Regions from separate parts of the Homo sapiens genome. Here region 1 is linked to region 2. Evidence: chromatin loops called from intact Hi-C (ENCODE). Cell type or tissue: chondrocyte. All regions are shown on one strand. Links, peaks and the distances in the headings refer to the core of each region. The heading gives the core; the rest is flanking DNA. Region 1 overlaps GALNT16 (polypeptide N-acetylgalactosaminyltransferase 16). Region 2 holds the start of GALNT16 (polypeptide N-acetylgalactosaminyltransferase 16).

What was found. Hi-C counts contacts between places; a loop is a spot of excess contacts. Peaks named below come from ENCODE experiments on the same cell type or tissue, not always from the same donor. Only the 100,000 strongest peaks of a DNase experiment are listed, where the experiment ranks them.
Region 1: it touches region 2 in a loop (4-fold over the local background); 13 of 110 quality-filtered maps call a loop at or near these places.

The regions. Positions count from the first base shown.
Region 1 is chr14:69,312,207-69,320,532 of GRCh38, reverse strand. The region is part of intron 1 of GALNT16 (polypeptide N-acetylgalactosaminyltransferase 16); the gene reads right to left. Among named protein-coding and RNA genes, the nearest start is that of GALNT16-AS1, 56 kb to the right of the region's middle. In chondrocyte, for the core only: a CTCF peak has its summit at 3,540 (motif pointing right); DNase peaks (open chromatin) are centred at 3,292 and 7,142.
Region 2 is chr14:69,256,689-69,265,014 of GRCh38, reverse strand. It overlaps GALNT16 (polypeptide N-acetylgalactosaminyltransferase 16), which reads right to left and starts at 4,857. Exons shown (of 15, transcript NM_001168368.2): 1 at 4,548-4,857. The coding sequence starts at 4,724. It overlaps GALNT16-AS1 (GALNT16 and EXD2 antisense RNA 1), which reads left to right and starts at 4,488. Exons shown (of 4, transcript NR_184249.1): 1 at 4,488-4,725; 2 at 7,714-7,961. RefSeq lists a silencer at 3,752-3,811. In chondrocyte, for the core only: CTCF peaks have their summits at 3,710 (motif pointing left), 4,970 and 5,170; DNase peaks (open chromatin) are centred at 3,594, 4,361, 4,781, 5,324 and 1 weaker place.

The DNA of each region.
Region 1 (8,326 bases), core at 130-8,129, 55 kb before region 2:
AGGGTTTCTTTTTTTTTCTTTTTTTCTTTTTTTTTTCTTTTTTTTGACACAGGGTCTTATTCTGTCACCCAGGCTGGAGTGCAGATCTTGGCTCACTGCAACCTCTGCCTCCCAGGTTGAAGCGATTCTCCTGTCTCAGCCTCCCAAGTAGCTGAGATTACAGGTGCGCACCACCACGCCTAGCTAATTTTCATAGTTTTGGTAGAGGTGGAGTTTCGTGGTGTTGGCTAGGCTGGCCTTGAACTCCTGACCTCAAGTGATCCACCCACCTCAGCCTCCCAAAGTGCTGGGATTACAGGCATGCGCCACCGCGCCCGGCCATCAAGAGGCTTTTTAAAAAGCATCCAGGGTCAGAGCTATTAAGTCACAAGGTCTGGATTTAAACTGGTCATTCCGACTCCAAAGCCCATGCTCTTAACCAATGTTCTTTGCGGGATATTGGGGGGGTGAGTCCTGGAGTGCACCAGACCTCTAAGGCAAGGTGTCCTGAGGGGACTACAAACCAGAATGGATGCTGCCAAGCGCCTGCAGATTGACAGTCTCCTAGGCAGAAACTTGGGCCTAGCCCTGGCCTAGGCATTATATGAGGCACCCGATCAGTAAAACACCAGGGCTTGGACAATCTGCTGCATAAAGAACTACCTGTAAGGACAGCAAACCCCTGCAGGCTGATGCCAGAGCTACCAGAACTCAAGTGCTCAGACAGTGATGCATCTTCTCTGGGACTTTTGCTTGCTCCTGAAATGGCCCCTGTAAGATCCACTGGTCCCCAGGCACTAAGTGCTGGGCAGTGATGGATGGCAGATGCCATTGCCCATCCCGTTCCTTCATGGCCACACCCTACCCTGTGCTCCCAGAGTCTCCAGCAACAGACACTGGGGAAGGACACATCTGAAATTAACAGATGGATGCAAGCACCCTGACATCTCATTACTTGAACCAAACTGCTGGCTGGATGTTCTCCAGAGTGCCATGAAATATCATCAACTGTGGGTACATCCCAACTCCAACTTTCCGCCCAACCATCAGCCCTGGGCTGAAGCTGGGGCCCCAGAGGAAGCAGAAAGGAGGGTGAGAATTGCCCACTCACAAAACTCTTGCATGAGGATGCTATCACAGGCCTAGTCCTAGAGGGATGGTCCCAGCAAGGCAGCTAGACCTGTGGGGAGTGGATCGCTGTGTGGAATGACACTGGGACTGTCACCAGCAGCTCAGGGCCTCTATGTTCCCCTGAGAGCCTAGCCCCCGACCTCACTGGACAGGCATGCCCAGGGTCCGGGGAGCTCTGATCTCCTGAACTGCTGCCACTCTGTAGCGATACTACCTTCTAGGGTTGCCTCCTGTCCTAGGAGCCAGTTGGAGGTTCCCTGAGGGCAGAACAGTGAGGGAGATGTCCTCGTGTCCACTGGGCCCACCCCATGCTAGACACAGATGCTCATGATGGTAACACTGCTGTGGCTGCTGTGTGGAACACTGAGGTGGTGCCATGCCAGAGACTGAACAGATGTGGCGGAGCCCCCAGTGAACTCAAAATCCATTTCAGGAAAGACGGAAGATGGAAGGAAGGAAGGAGGGAGAGAGGGACAAAAGGAATGTTCTGGCTTGGGCCCTGGATCGCCAGAAGGATCCAAGCCATCCAACTCTGAAAGGGAGAGTGATTCTTTTTGTCCTTCCCACCTGGGAGAGCGATGGATGCCCTCTTAGCTCTAGGTCAGGGAAATGGAACGGAGCCTCCAGTTGATGGCAAAGGAGCTAAAATTAAAGAAAAACTGCAGAGGGATGATTTGCTGAAGCTCCCAAAGGGAGAGTATGCACTTCGTTATCCTCCAGGTCAGCTGTGGGAAATAGCCATGTTTGTTTATTTAGGACTTACGGCCACTCTGTGGGCTCAGGAAACCTCTGAGTCCTCATCCCACACTCATTCATTGCCCAGTGAACATTGACTGACAGTCACCCATCTACCAGGCACTGGGGCACCCTTCTGAATCACCTAAACATGCATTCATTTGTTTATGAATGCTTGCATTCACTCATCCATTCATGCATGCATTCATTCAACAAAGCTCCACCAAGCGCCTCCTATGTGCCAGGAAGCAGAAGTAAGGTTTCTGAGATAGTTCCCCCTGCCCCAGCCTGCTGCCTTCCCCACTTCATTCAAGGCTTCCTCAGGGCCATGGAGACTGTTGGGGAAGAATGTCTGCTCAGGCCCAGGCTCTCTAGAGAGGTTCCTCCCAAGGCCTCGAAATTGAGTTACACATCCTCAAAGATGCTATTGGGAAAAGTAAAGTCTGCTGTTCCCTTCCACAAGCCATACTCTCTGGGTGGTCCAACCCCGCTCCAGGTGGTATCAGGGTTTGGGGTTTGACTCTTCACCTGTGAGACAGGTGTCATGGAAACAACAGGCCCAGAGGCCTTAGCTCTCCTTTCAGGATGACCCTGCTGTTCCTTGGGGTTGGAGCTGAAATGTCAGTTGGCCCTGAGCCAGTGAAGTGAAGGGGATCCTGAGGAAGGGTAGGTTGTGGCTCCTGGCCACAATTCCATGACCTCTGAAGGGCTTTCACTTCCTCTCTCCTCAGCTCTCTCTGGCCTCGCCCCGGTCACCACCCAGAGCCGTTCTACTTCCGATATGTAACCCCAGTTCCCATGCCCAGATCATAATCATTTCCTTCCAGCTCTTGAACTCCTCCTTTTGCCTTTAGCCCCATTCTTTGATCTTGAGACTTCAGGTCTTTGAATGTCCCACGGGTGCCCCTAACTTGGCATCTCAAAACAAATTCCCCACTTATCCCAAAGCTGCTGCTTCTCCTGCATTCCCTGTTGCCGAGATGAGCAGTTCCACCCAAGTCATGAATTCACAAAATCGTCTTTGATGCCCTCCCATGCTCCATAGCCTGATTCAATGTCTGCCCTGTGTATTCATAGGCAGTGTACTTAACAACACTGGTATTAACTCAGCAAATACTGAGTGAAAACCTACTATGTACATACACTGGGTAAGAGGCTGGGAATGTGGAAATAAACAAAAGGCAACATAACCCCTAGAACAGGAATCCAAGCATCTGGTCCCTTTCATGCCCCATCCCATGCCAGGCTTGGCCATGGAGGATCAGAAAGAAGAAACCGCCAACCCCAAGCTCAGAGCGGAGCTGGAGAACTGACCACAGAACCTCACCCCACCCTGACTCCCACTGGAGCAGGAGTCTGCAGATGTCGTGTGACCAGTGGATGCTGTTTCCCTCCTCCCCTCTTCTAAAGGGGAACTGTGCTGCTGCTAGCCTGCATTCCATCCATGTTGCTCACTAAGTGTATTGGCGAGGGAGTAAATGCATCATTTGGCACTTGGCTGCAGGACCATGAGGAGCTATATCTGGACCAGCTCAAGAGACTGGAGATCCTGGGCTTGGAGCCACTAGATGGGACTAGCTTGGCTGCCCTCTCTGGAGGGGGTAGTGAAAGTATTTTGGGTTGTTGGTGGAATTCTTATGTCAAGCAGGGGCACATGTCACATGACACTGACATTTGTGCTTTACTTCTCTTTCTTTTCCACTAGATGGTGAGCTCTTCCTCATGGGGCTCCCTGCACCTGGCACACAGTAGGTACTCAACAGGTGGTTGCTGAATCAAGGAATAGATAAGTAAATGAATGAATACCTAAATATTGTCCCTGCTCTCAAAGGACCTATAATCAAATGGAGAGAAAACAGCAAACAAATGGGACCCTGTGATACATCACGTGACCTTCAGTGCCCCCCCCCCTCACAGACTACAAGCCCCCAAGCTCACAATGGCCTGAGGCGCTCTCTGGGCAGGTGTCACCTTGCTGAACTTGCTTCCACTGCTGCCCCTTACTTGCTCTGCTCCAGCCACACTCTCTTTCTGTGGAAGGCTCCTCTGTGTAGGGCCTGCAGGGCCCTGCTCAAACCTCCTGCAGGACGCTGCTCAAACCTCACCTCCTCTGTGAGCCTTCCCCAACCACCACATGTAACTCTGTGACCCCAACCCGACCCTCTCATTCCCTGCCCTCCTGCAGTGTTTTGCTTCTCCTAAGGCACTCATTGCAATCTCACAGTCTATATGTGCTTTACTTATTTATTTTAGGGTTTTGGCTACCTCTCCCCACAAGATTATAAGCTTCACTAGGGCAGGGGTTTTCTGTTTTGTCTCATGCTGAATCCCAAAGCCCAGAGAAAAACCTTGGTGATTGTAGGCACTCAAAAACAATAGCTACTGAATACATGTGTAATCTCAAGCCTCTCCTTCCTCCTTTCCCCACCATCCCTGCACCCTTGGCCAAATACAATACTTGAGACTGAGGTGGACCAAGCCGGCGTATGGTAGTTTGCCTGTCTTGGAGATCTTCTTCCCCACTCATAGGCTTCTGGCAGGACTGTCATTCACTGTCCCCTGTCCCACCAACACCCCAAGCACCACCACAAGGGTGAGCACAAGACCCTGGCTAGGCCAATCTCATTACTGCACCTCTAGACACAGTGATTGGTTCAGGAATGGTCATTTGATTTGATCTGGGCCAATCAGAATCTTCCCTGAGACTTTTCTATACAATGAACTTTTTTTTTTGCCAGCACTGCCAAGCGTGCAAAATGAGAATCTTCTTGTCCATCACATGGAGAAACCTTGTCTGAAAAATGAACCAAGAAGAAACAATCAGAACCAAGAGATGTAAAGTATCTATCTACCTACCTACCTACATATTTTTTTTTTTAAAAACTGATTTGAGTTGGGTGTTCTTCTCTAGTGACCAAAAGTTCAGAGATATCAGTCCTGCAGTTCTTCCAATAAATAGAAAATCATTCTCCACAAGTAAAAAACAAAGTCAAACCCAAAACCCAACAAGTGAGTCACTGACAACAATGACAGTCACTGGTGTCAACACTCCATTCCAAAATATCAGGCCCGTCTTTGGCATTTGGCCAGTGGCTTAAGTCTAGAGTTGGGTGGGGCATTCCCAGCCTTCCCCAGCAGGCAGGGCGGTGTTCAGGCTTTGAGACTGGGGGTTCCATCTGGACCATGGCTCCAGAAGCCCTGGTGTTGCCATGGTGAGGAAGGAAGGTTGGGGAGATGGTGAGTGACAGGCTGACGAGCCTCCCACATCCTTCCAGCCTCCTGCTGAGAGTTCTTGGCTGATGTTTAGACAGTTGCCTCCCTCCCCAGTCTTTGTACTTTTAGGGAGTGCCAAATCCAGCACTTCCGTGTCCAATAGGTCAATCACATCTGAAATGGTTTAAGTTGAAATAATGACTTTTTTCTATAAAATGGGAAGAATTACTGTCTCACCTTGGACAGCTTTATTTTCAGTCTATCATTTCGATTAGACCTTGAAACTTCCCTAACTTGCTTCAGTTTTTTTTTCCAGCTAGATTTGCTTATTGCTTCCTGCTAAATTTAGGAAACAAACAGCAAAGAAGAAGGTTTAAAATAAGAAAGGAAAATATTTTCCATGTCATTTTCATCAAAAACAGTTCAGTCCAAATCTCCAAGCCTTGTAAACTTTCTTTTAAAACATACACATACCCCTAAATTTTAGATTTAAACAGCTCTGACTCATTTTAAATAATTGTTGCCCAATTTTCTTTTACTGCCAGTAAAACAGGTACCTGCTGGGTTTACCTTTCACTAAATTTCAATGAAACTGCAAGTAAAAAGGCTCTGGCCCTATTTTATGGATGGCCCCTGACTTTTTTCCTGAGTCTGCTATAAACCAAAAACACCTGGTGAATAAAATGTGATTTCCAACCACTCCCCACTCCCCTGGGAGTAAAATCTTACCTGATTCTCTGTCCCAAGTTGAAAGACTGCCATTCATTATGAGAGCTGGGAAGCTAAGCACATAATTCGACATCTCTGAGCTCAAGGTCTCAGGTTCCAACTCTTCCAAATGAAAAGGAGGGTTCCACAGGGCCTCCCTGAGCCTGCCTCAGGAAGTAGCCAACCCCACTGGGCTGCCAGTGGTCTCATCCAACCAGACAAGGTGCTGCAGGTTGCACAGGGCCAGGAACCTCAGGTTGGGTACAGGGGAGGCCTGAGTGGAGTATCAAGGGTCCCTCAGGAGTCTGCTCCAGACATGTCCCCATCTTCTGCTGCACATTGCCTCAAAAGTGGCAATTATAGAAGTGACTGGCCAGGGCTTTGAACTCTCATGGCTCTGGTATAGAATGGCAGTTCTTACTGCTCTCTGGCCTTGGAAAGTCACTTCCCTTTCTGAACATGTTTCTTCTTCATCTGGAAAATGGAAATTATCAAGAATGCAATGCATATAATGTGCTTTGCACAGTGCCTGGCACATAAATTGTGATTATTATTATTAACTAACGAATTGTTATTAACTATTATTATATACGTTGTCTGCCTTTTTGTCAGTAGTTCTCAACCTTGGCCACACATTAGAATCACGTGGGAAGATGGCAAAAAGCCTGATGTCCAGGCCATACCCAAGACCAACTAAACCAGAATCTCTGGAGGTGGGACAAAAGCATCAGATGTTTTTAAAGCTCTCCAGGCAGTTCCAATGTGCTACCAAGTTGAGAGCCGCTGCTTTGTACAAACTCATGATGGTGAGGGGCTAATCACAGGATCTTGGAACTACGAGGGACCTTAAAGGCTATCTCCTCTGACCCCGTTCCCAGGAAGGCTAACCGCGAGTCTGGTTTTTGGCCTATATTTGTATTGACCAGGAACTTCACCATCAGCAGAGCCAACTGAAACTCAGCTAGAGCCACCATGGTTACTATGGAAATCCACTACCTTGCAACACTTCTGTCCCACAGGCCTGGGAGGCCCTAGTTTAATTACATATCCAGAACACGAGATAGGAGCTGCCTGGGGAAACCCACCTAAGGCCTCCAGTTAGATTTCCCAACACATCCTAATATGACTCCTCCAGGGGTACTGATGACTGCACAGCTTTCCAACACTACTGGTTTCACTGAGAAAGAGTTCCTGTGGCCTTATGAGTGCTTGTGGTTCCAGTGATCTCACCAAGAAAGTGGAGGGAGGCCCACTGCTTATTCCCCTAGGGATCTGAGCCACCCAGGGTCCTCTACCTAAGGCTAGGCCAAGGCATCAGGCCCGCCATTCCAGGCAGTCTCTGCTCAGACCCGAGGGTCCTCTCCAGGTCCACCAGGCTCCCCAGGTCTCCATTTCCCGCCCTTTGCCCAGCCCAGAGGCCATCTGCGGATGGAGGGAGTGTGAGGCTGGTCCATGCCAGAGATATGTGATGCTCGGCTTGCATCTGCTTATCAGTTTCGCCAGTGCAAATCAAGCATCTCTGAGTCTGTGAAGGGTACAAAAGCCCTACCTGATCCTTCCAGCCACAGCTGCTGTAGCCCAGAGTATGGGGGGAAGACTGGGCATCTTCAACAGGAATGAGCTGATGCTGACGGCTCATTGAGGGTCTACTGTGCACTGGGTGCTATGCCAAGGGCTTATTTCTATCTCCAAATGCTCCTCTTATTCTTATTTTACAGAGGTGGAAACTGAGGCCTAGAGGTACAATAGTATGCCCAAGGTCACATAGCTGCTGAGTGGCTTAGCCGGGACCAAAATTGAGGCTGTCTGGCCACAGAGCCTAAGCACAAAGCTTTCTCTGTGTGCCTTCAGACCAGCTTGTGGCTCAGATGTCCTTGGCATCCCCTCTTGCCAATTCTGAGTCCTCAGCTCCAAAGCAGGCTGGCCTCTGGTGCCCGGCACACAGCTGAGTCCTGACAAGCTCAGGCTGGAGGTCGCTTCCTTCCTTGGCTCAAGGATCAGGGCATCAGCTCGTGGCTCAGATAGGGACTTGCCCAGTGCTGTCACTCCTTGGCCTGGACATGCGCTTCTTGACTATGGCTCAAAAGAACATGGAAGAACAGAAAAATACAAGAGTTTGTGTACTCAGACCAAATCAGCACACCACCAGATTTCCTGGGTCCTCTCAGCCAGCGACACCCTCAAGGTCCTGATGACCCTCAGCAGCAGTCACACCTAACGGGAGACAAAGTCATTCTTGCTCAGGGTACCAGTCCCTCAAACAACCTGGTCCTGCTCTATGGCTGAGGAAAAGGACATGAGCAGGATGAACTGCTGAGACAGGACAACCTCAAGGCAACTGAGGCCCCAAGAAACACCCTCTGGGCTAACATGGGGTCCAGGTCGGTGCCACTTCTGCTGTAGTCACAAGCGCAAAGCGTCAAGGTCTGCATGCCATCATTGTACTTCAGGTATTTCACAGTCAGTATCTATCGAACACGGACTGATCACAGTTAATTTAAAAAAAATTTTTTTTAGAGATAGGGTCTTGCTCTGTTGCCCAGCCTAGAGTGCAGTGGCA
Region 2 (8,326 bases), core at 76-8,075:
GGAAAGACCCTGTCTCTACAAAAATATATAAAAATCAACCAGGTGTGGTGGCACACACTTGTAGTCCTAGCTATTCAGGATGCTGAGGCAGGGGAATCGCTTGAGCCCAGGAGGTGAAGGTTGCAGTGAATCATGACTGTGCCACTGCACTCCAGCCTGGGTGACAGAGTGAGACCCTGTGTCCAAAAAAAAAAAGAAAGAAAAAGAAAAGAGAAAATAAAAAAAGAAAAGAAAGAAAAGAAAAAAATCTGAACATTTTGACAAAGGGAATTGTGGGTGTTTGTGCTTCTTCCTCCTCACTCTCTTTCTCAAGTGTGGTACCTAAACCAATTAAATACAAAATCACTTTCTGTTATTATATTTAGGCAAATCATATTCCCACAGTTCCAAAATGCACACATTATAAATAAAATATAAATTATTTTAGATCTTATTAAAGCATCCGCTCTCTGAGAACACTACCAGAAAAGCCATCATTTGCATCCCCTTCTGCTAGGTAAGTGGGGGCTTCCTGCGAGGCCTCAAGGGTTCCTGTGGGACCTTCCACTGACAGGAGCATGTTCCTCCATAAGCAGAAACTTCACAACACCTTTCAGGAGAACTCCCCCTTAAAGCCATGTATTTACATCTAGAAATGGAGCTATCATCTGCTTATCTCAGGATCAACAAACCTTGCAAATCATTTAACTCAATTTCAGCCGACAAAATAACCAAGGTCCAGAGATGTTAAGTATTGTGTCCATGGTCATTCAGTAGTATCCCAATTTCAGGCTAAGAAACTCCGGTTTAAGAAATTCTTGCCTAAATCTTTCACAGTTCTAAATAGGAGACTGTTGACACAAATGAGTGCACCTATACCGAAAATGAGTAGTCTTTTTAAAAAATGTAAAGTGAAATTCCATATAACACCTTAGCCTCCCACCCATGCCTGTTAGTGAACTGGCATATGGAAAACCTAAGTCCCAAACCAAAACAACCACAAATGTTCTCGCCAACTGTGAGGACTGAAGACTCAAGGCCGGCTGTGTCAGCCCTGCCTCCCAGTTTGGCTGCTGTCCTGTCCCAGCGTGCATCAGTGTAGATTCAAGGGGATGTCCCCAAATCTACTGCCTCGCTGCATCGGGTACAGCATGGAAAAATCACAAACCTTGCCGCATCGTAAGCAGCCATATAGGGATGGAATCAGTATCTCCCTTTAGCTTTACAGATTCCATAGCCAAATTTTTCACATCAAAATTGGTGACACTTGGGCCGACAGCAGGACAGAATATTAAAAATCAGGACCTTCTTGAGAAATCTGGCCATACGGTTGCCATGCCGACACCCTGTAATGCCAAACAGGCATCTCCAAGGTCCAGAAGCAACTTGGCTGGCTTCAAATAGTCCAGACATTGTGAAAGCAGAGCTGCCTCCAGGTCCAGGCGCTTCTGCAGACCCTCCCTTTCCCAGCTCAGCTCTCTGATTCCCCAAGGGAGCAATGATGACGCCTGTCTGAATTTGCCAGCCTCTGACAGCAGGGCTAGCCACATCATTCTCTAAGAATCTGAAAATCCACATGCAGCATCCTGGCCCAACTAGACAGAGAAATGTTTCTGAATAAGCGGTTACCACAAATTGCAGGGAGAAAGTAAATCCTCAGCTGCACCTGCCCCTTTTAAGTTGAACAAAGCATTCAATGCCTGCAGAAGCTTGAACGTACATCCCCCACCTCCTTACTTAGAGCCACCTCCTTACTTAGAGGTTACAGTTGATAATAAAATATTAAGGAGATATGAATATAATACAATAATATTAGGGGGATGTGAAGCATTGACTGCCCCCAGAAATGGGTGAGAATCCTATTTCACTCCTTTAAGAAGCCTTGCTGTGCACTTTAGGAGGCTGAGGTGAATGGATCACATGAGGTCAGGAGTTTGAGACCAGCCTGGGCAACATGATGAAACCCCATCTCTACTAAAAATACAAAAATTAGCTGAGAGTGGTGGCGCATGCCTGTAATCCCAGCTGCTCGAGAGGCTGAGGCATGAGAATCGCTTGAACCCGGGAGGTGGAGGTTACAGTGAGCCGAGATCATGCCACCTCACTCCAGCCTGGGTGACAGAGTGAGACTCCATCTCAAAAAAAAAAAAAAGAAAAAAAGAAATCTTGCTGTGTGCATCAATGTGGGGATGCAAGGAGCTTCCAGCACAGTTCCCGCATGCATCACTTACATTCAGCTGCAAATCACATGGAAGAAATAACTGGAAGAGAGGAATACAATGAAACAATGCAAGGCAGTTGTCAAAAGTGGTGCCTGACGGGGGGGTCAGTGCTGGTGGAACAGGCATCTAAAGCTTAAGAACAAAGAGGGAGCTGGCTGTGCCCCTAAGTGGCCACAGAAGGCTCTGCCACTCCCAGGGACTTCCATTCTCCCTTTCTTCCTGCACCTTCACTTCCCAGCTCCCAGGTATCTCCCTGATACTCCTTCATACTTTAAACTTAGCTTCCCGCTCTGAGACCTTTTCTTACCTGCAGCAAGTCAAACCCTGTGGGAATAAGCAGGGACAAGAGGATGTTTACTGGTGATTCTCATGACCTCCAATTCCCACCCCTCAAAATGAGTGCTGAATCCTTCCAGCAGGTCCCCTACACCATTCTGGGACTCTTGAGAAATGTGAGCGGCCCTCCCAGTGCATCTTACAGGACTCTGGAAGGAGCAGGAGAGAGGTGCATGGGCCAGGTCAGGGTTCAGGTTCCGGGTTCCAAAGCAGAGGCTCTGAGCAGCAGTCTCCTGTGCTCTCTTCCCTCCTCTCCTCCCTGCCCAGCCTCTTTCTCCGCCCCTTCCAACTCAGACCCTCTTCTCATCGCCTCACCAGAAAGAGGGACAGAGCATCTGGCCAGCCTGCCTTGCCTGAGACTAGGGCTCTTCCTGCCACTGAGTATGAATGTGGCAGCCTGGGCTCCTGGAGAGGAAGCTCCCTGGGGTCTGGAGGCCACTGCTGGTTTGGACAGTTCCAGCTCCAACCTGTCCCTCTGCTCAGATCACAACACTCTGGGGCCTCAGCACAGGAGGCTTTTCCTTATCAGTTTTCTGTCCAAAGGGCGACAAGTGCTTTGGAAACAGTGTCCTGGGAGAACAGCCCAGAAGGGAACAGTGCACCTAATCAGGCTTGCCCCCAGAGAGTTCACCCAGACTGGTATCTAGGACAAAACCCACAACCTCACCCCCCCGCCCCAGGTCTCCTCAGGCAAAGCCCTGAAATAATGTTTCCTTTGCAGGGGACTCGGAATCTGGGGCAGGATGGGAATATGAGGGGACACTCTCCAATGAACTTCCCGATATTCCTGGGGTTCAGATCCGCGTCTGGATGCGTTTCTCGGATTCGGCTCCACACAAGCCTCAGCCCTCCGGACCTTGCACCTCCCCCGCGGATCTCCTCACCCCTCCACCCCCAGGCCCAGATCTTTCCTTGTCGGAATCGCCACGCTTCCTCACTCCTTTACCCCCGCCCCACTCGGCTCTCCTCTTCCTGGTCCTCATCCGGCCAGGCTGCCCCGCCCTGGTAGTTCCCGAGGGTCGTCCGAGGCTCTCGTCCACCAACCGCCCCCGTCTGGAAGAATGCGCCCGCTCGAGCGCACTCTCGGCGGGTGCCAAAGCCTCCCGCCTCAACAGGTGCCCCTGCCTGGCCACGCACAGCTCTGTCACCTGGGGCTCGGACGGAGACGGCGACAGGATCGCCCCCTGCAGGGCGGCTGCGGCTCCGCACGCCCCCGCCCGGGTCCCCAGAGCGCCAAGGGCCCCCGCAGCCCCGCCGCCGCCCCCGCTGTGCCACACTGCCTTTGTTTCCCTGCCCGCTTAGATGTCGCGAGGCTGACTTCATGCAAGGGTATCGCCAAGTTCGGGCGCTGACACTGCCCACCTACCCGTGGTGGCGGACCCTAAGGTTGGGAGTGAGAGACGCGTACAGTGCGAGACCTCTCCTCAACCCAGAGAACTCCGGGGAAGCTGGGTGTCCGCGCCGAAGAAGCGGGTTCAAGTTGACCCGGCTCAGAAGGGGGTTCGAAGCCAGGCGCAGCGCCTAGAGAGCCTTCCCCTACCCACGCCCCCACCCGATGTCCTCTGCCCCCAGAAGGCTGGAGAGGGGCTGCGCACTGCCACCTACGCGCTCGGCTGCGAGTGGTTCCCACCGCCCGCTCGCCGCGCGCTGGGCCCGGCAGCCTTCCGGGGCACACGAGGCTCCCGCAGCCCCCAGACTCCCGGCCCCGGCAGCGCAGAGCCGGGAGAGCCGCCACGTTCCCAGCCGCGCGCGCACGCCGGGCCCACCAAACTTGCAGCACTTTCTCCCAGCCCCCACCCTCTGTCACCCTCCCTTAGTCGGTGCGCCCCAGCCCCGCCGCCCGGCAGAGGTTGCCATAACAACGGGCAGGAATGCTCCAACATATACAAAGCCGGCCCGGCGCAGCGGGCACTCAGCCCTGGCCGGGCCCCGCGCCCTCGGCCGCCGCGCAGGGTCTGGACGCGCGCCGCGGCTCCCTAGCCGGCCGGCCGACGCTCGGGGCGTACTCACAATGAGCGGGATGGTGCGGTCCTCGCGGAGCTGCTCCGACCTCCTGCCTGCCCTCTGCGCGCCCCGGCCGCCGGAGGATGCTGCGTGGGCTCGGTTGTCCTGCCATAAGTAGTAGAAAGTGCCCAGGATCCAGGCTACGGTCAGGATGGCGATGGCATTGGCGCGGATCTTCCTCATGGTGGGCAGACGGGCGCCCCAGGTGGGGGACTGGGCCGGCGTGCTCTCGGGGCCGGGGCGGGGGCGCTCGCAGCCCCAGCTGTTTGTTTTCGCTCGCGCCTAGCTGCTCAGTCCTGCAGAGCAGAAAAAGGAGAGAGGTGGGGGGGCGGGGGGGTGATAGGGAGAGACAGGATCGCGGAGCGATCCTCACGGTCCTAATGCCCTTCAGCCCCGAGCGCGCGCGTCCCCCGGGCGCCCATTCATTCGTGCGCAGGGCCGGCCCCGCGCTCCAGCCGCCGCCGGCTGACCCACCAGGCCACTGCGCACTGGGAGAGAAGCGCGCCGAGTGGGAAGCGGCGCGGGCCTTCCTCCCGCGCCCGGGAACCCGGCGAGACAGACGCCCGCGGCGGAATGGCGACTGGCCAAAGCCAGCCTCGGCTCCCACCGCTAGGTGACCGAACGCCCGGCAGCTGCCCCCGCGCGGCCCTGGTCGGTCCTGCCGACCCACACCCACCCCCGGACCGAGCGGCCTTGAGTCACCGACTGGAGACGCGCGACCCCCGACCTGGGCCCGCGCCGCGAGCTGCAGTTCCGGGCTGCGCTCTGGCGCGGGATTCAAGGTGTGTTCGGCGAGTCCTTGTGTAGGGGCGGCTGGGCGGGGGAGAGTCCTGAGTTTGTACTGGAATCTGCAGCTGAGATTAGCCAGACCGGGCCCGCCCAGAGGAGGGATTGGAAGCTGGTGCACTTGACATTCGAAGAGCGCGAAGGGGAAACGACGCTGCCTCACACCCAGTGCTAGGAGAGTGCGGGTACGGCCCTTCCACATTTTTCGCTGGCCTGGGGCTCCCAGATTTCACGATGCTTCCCTCTATCCCGCCTCATTGACCCCTGGACAACCCTGAAATATCATCGTCAGCATTATTTCATCGGAAAGAAGGGCAGCAAGAGAGGCCGGATGATTCTCCCAAGGCCACACAGCTAATTAGTGGGCAGAGCCCAGTCTAGAAGCCATCTCACCATCTGACACCTTTCGACAAAGTGCAAAACGCGGTGGTGAGAGACGAGGACACAGACATTAAGATTCCGCTCCAGCCCTAGAGGCACTGAGAATCAGAACGTGAACTACTCTTCACTCCAGGCAGAAAGCAAGAGGCTTGGATGAGTTTTAGGAAACCAGCACAGTGTCGGGCACAGAGCGCTCAATGAATAGATGTGTAACAACAAAGTAGGGATCCAACAGAGGAAGAAATAATTTATTGTAAGGTGGCCTTTGGGAAAGCTCTCAGAAAGGTGGATGAATCACTTAAGAGGTAAGGAAGGGGGAGGTGAGGACAGGGGAGAGACTGCAGAAATAGGCCTTGCAAAAATCCAGAGGATGGAAGAGCTTGATGTGTTCAAGAGAGAGAGCTGCCAGGCGTTGCAGGGGGCCTAGGATTTGATAGGAGTTGAGGTTGGCCAGGCTGGGTGAGTCTGAACTCAGGAGGTCCTTGAATGCCGGGGCAGAGTTGTTGAGGAGTCTGCTTCCTGCTGGCACTGCTGGACACCATGGCTACTCCGAAGACCCACATAGGGTCCAGCCTCTAAATGAAGCCATCTGGGGAATCAGGCAAACTGAAGTCACAGCATCATGCCCCCCCACAAGCATCCCATGAGCACCACCCTGACAGATAGAAGTAAAATCAGGTGGCTTTTCTCCATTTCTCCAGCACTCGAGACTGAACCGCACATATAATAGATGCTCAATACATTTCTGTTGAGGTGAAGAAACCCTAGTTGGGTTTTTGCTGAGGAAAACCCAGGGTCATTACTGCAATACGATATCCTCACTCAGAAGACTAATTACGATGACACTTAGACAAGTCCAAAAGTGACCCACGCAGGAATGGGACCTAGAAAGAAGAGAATGCACAAAGAGGGCCTCACAAAGGGTCTACACAAGTAGCAGGGAATTTCAGGCATAAGGTGTGGCAGTCACAACAGGGGCAGGAGTCTGGAGACGCCAGATGCTCTCCCAGGTCTCTCTCCCCTGGGGAGTTTAATAAGACTGCGCCAGGGGCCAGGGCTTGTTTGCATAGATGGAGAAAACCACTGCCAAACCTCCATCTGGTTTCCGCAGGAATCATGGGGCAGATCCAGCGGTGCCATTTGTGGGAGGCCAGGAAAGACCTTGCTCCTTGGGAATCAGGCTCCACAGGCCTCTCAGGTCAACCAAGAAAATGTAAGGGAACTACCCTCCTGGTGCCCCCATTTTCACACATCTCTCAGGTGAGCCAGGTGAAAACTTGGGGAGTAGCCCTGTTGTCATAGGCTGCTCCCCTCATCCCAGCCTGGTCTGTGCATCTCTAGTTGCCTTTGGATGTGGGATTCGAAGACATCACATCACCTATCACCTCCTGGTAAAAGGCTCCAAACTCACCCCTCGGCACGGGGATGAAGCTGGACCATGCTGACTGAAACCAGACAGTTGGGGCTTCTGGTGACTCCAAAAGGAAGGCTCCATGGGGGGAAGGAGGGAGGGGTGGGATGGGCTGGAATGTGGCAGGGTTTCTCACATCTCACCACTTACTGCCCAGGGCTCAGTGGTGAGGATGCTATATATCTGCCCCAAATGGTCACTCCTGGTAGTTCTGTCCCTGAGAGAAGGTTTGCTTGGCCCCCACCACCAGAAAGACTGCACAGAAGTGAAGCGTAGCCTCTCTAGATGACTTCACCACAGTTGTTCCTTAGTTGGGCACTTCCCTGGGGGATGATGGGGGTGGGGTGGGGGTAAGACAGCAAGTAATTGCCATGCTCATTTGACTGACAGGAATTCCACATAGACAGAGGTGGAGTAATGTGCCTGAAGCCATAGGCACTCTGGCAGAGCTAAAGACCAGGAATTGCCACCTTGGCTACAGTCTGTGGTCTTCGTTTCAGATTGTAATCCCAAGTGGGTGCAGAACTGGCCCTCCCTGGGATAGGTTTCAATGCTCAGAAATGACAATGAGTGTTGTTTCCTCTCTGGTACTAGGAATGGACTCCAGCAGCATCACAGAATCAAAGCAACACCTAAGGAATTCACTGTTTCTTCACATACTTTGAACTGTGAAAACAAGAGTCATCATAATAGCTGCAGTTTACTCAGTACCTACCAGGTACTGTCACCTATACTGTCTCTAAAGCCCCTACAACCCTGAGCTAAGGATGATCATATCCCCAACTGCAGATGATGACACTGAAGCTCAACGGCTACTCAACTTGCCTGGAATCCTACAGCAAGTAAGTGGTGAAGCTCGGTTTAAGTCCTGTGCCATTTTCAACGCTTGTGTCTGGGTACGAGTACAGGGCTTCTGAGGCCACTGGGAAATCTGCAGTGTGGTCTGAATTTCTGTATGCAGGAGTCTCACTTTCCCTGCCCACAGTTCTCCGTTTTCTCATCCATAAAAGGAGGGATATAAGATGTCCTGGGGTGGGGGGGTCTCACCAACTGTGCCACTTTGAACTTGCATTTCCTCCTTTTCAGGATTTCTCTTAGGCACAGTTCATATTGTTTTAAAGCTGTCAAAGCCAGCACTCAGGGTAAGCTGGGCAAAGTTCCACATGCCCCTGGGGCTCCCAGATGCCCCAGGGAGCTCTCTGCCTCT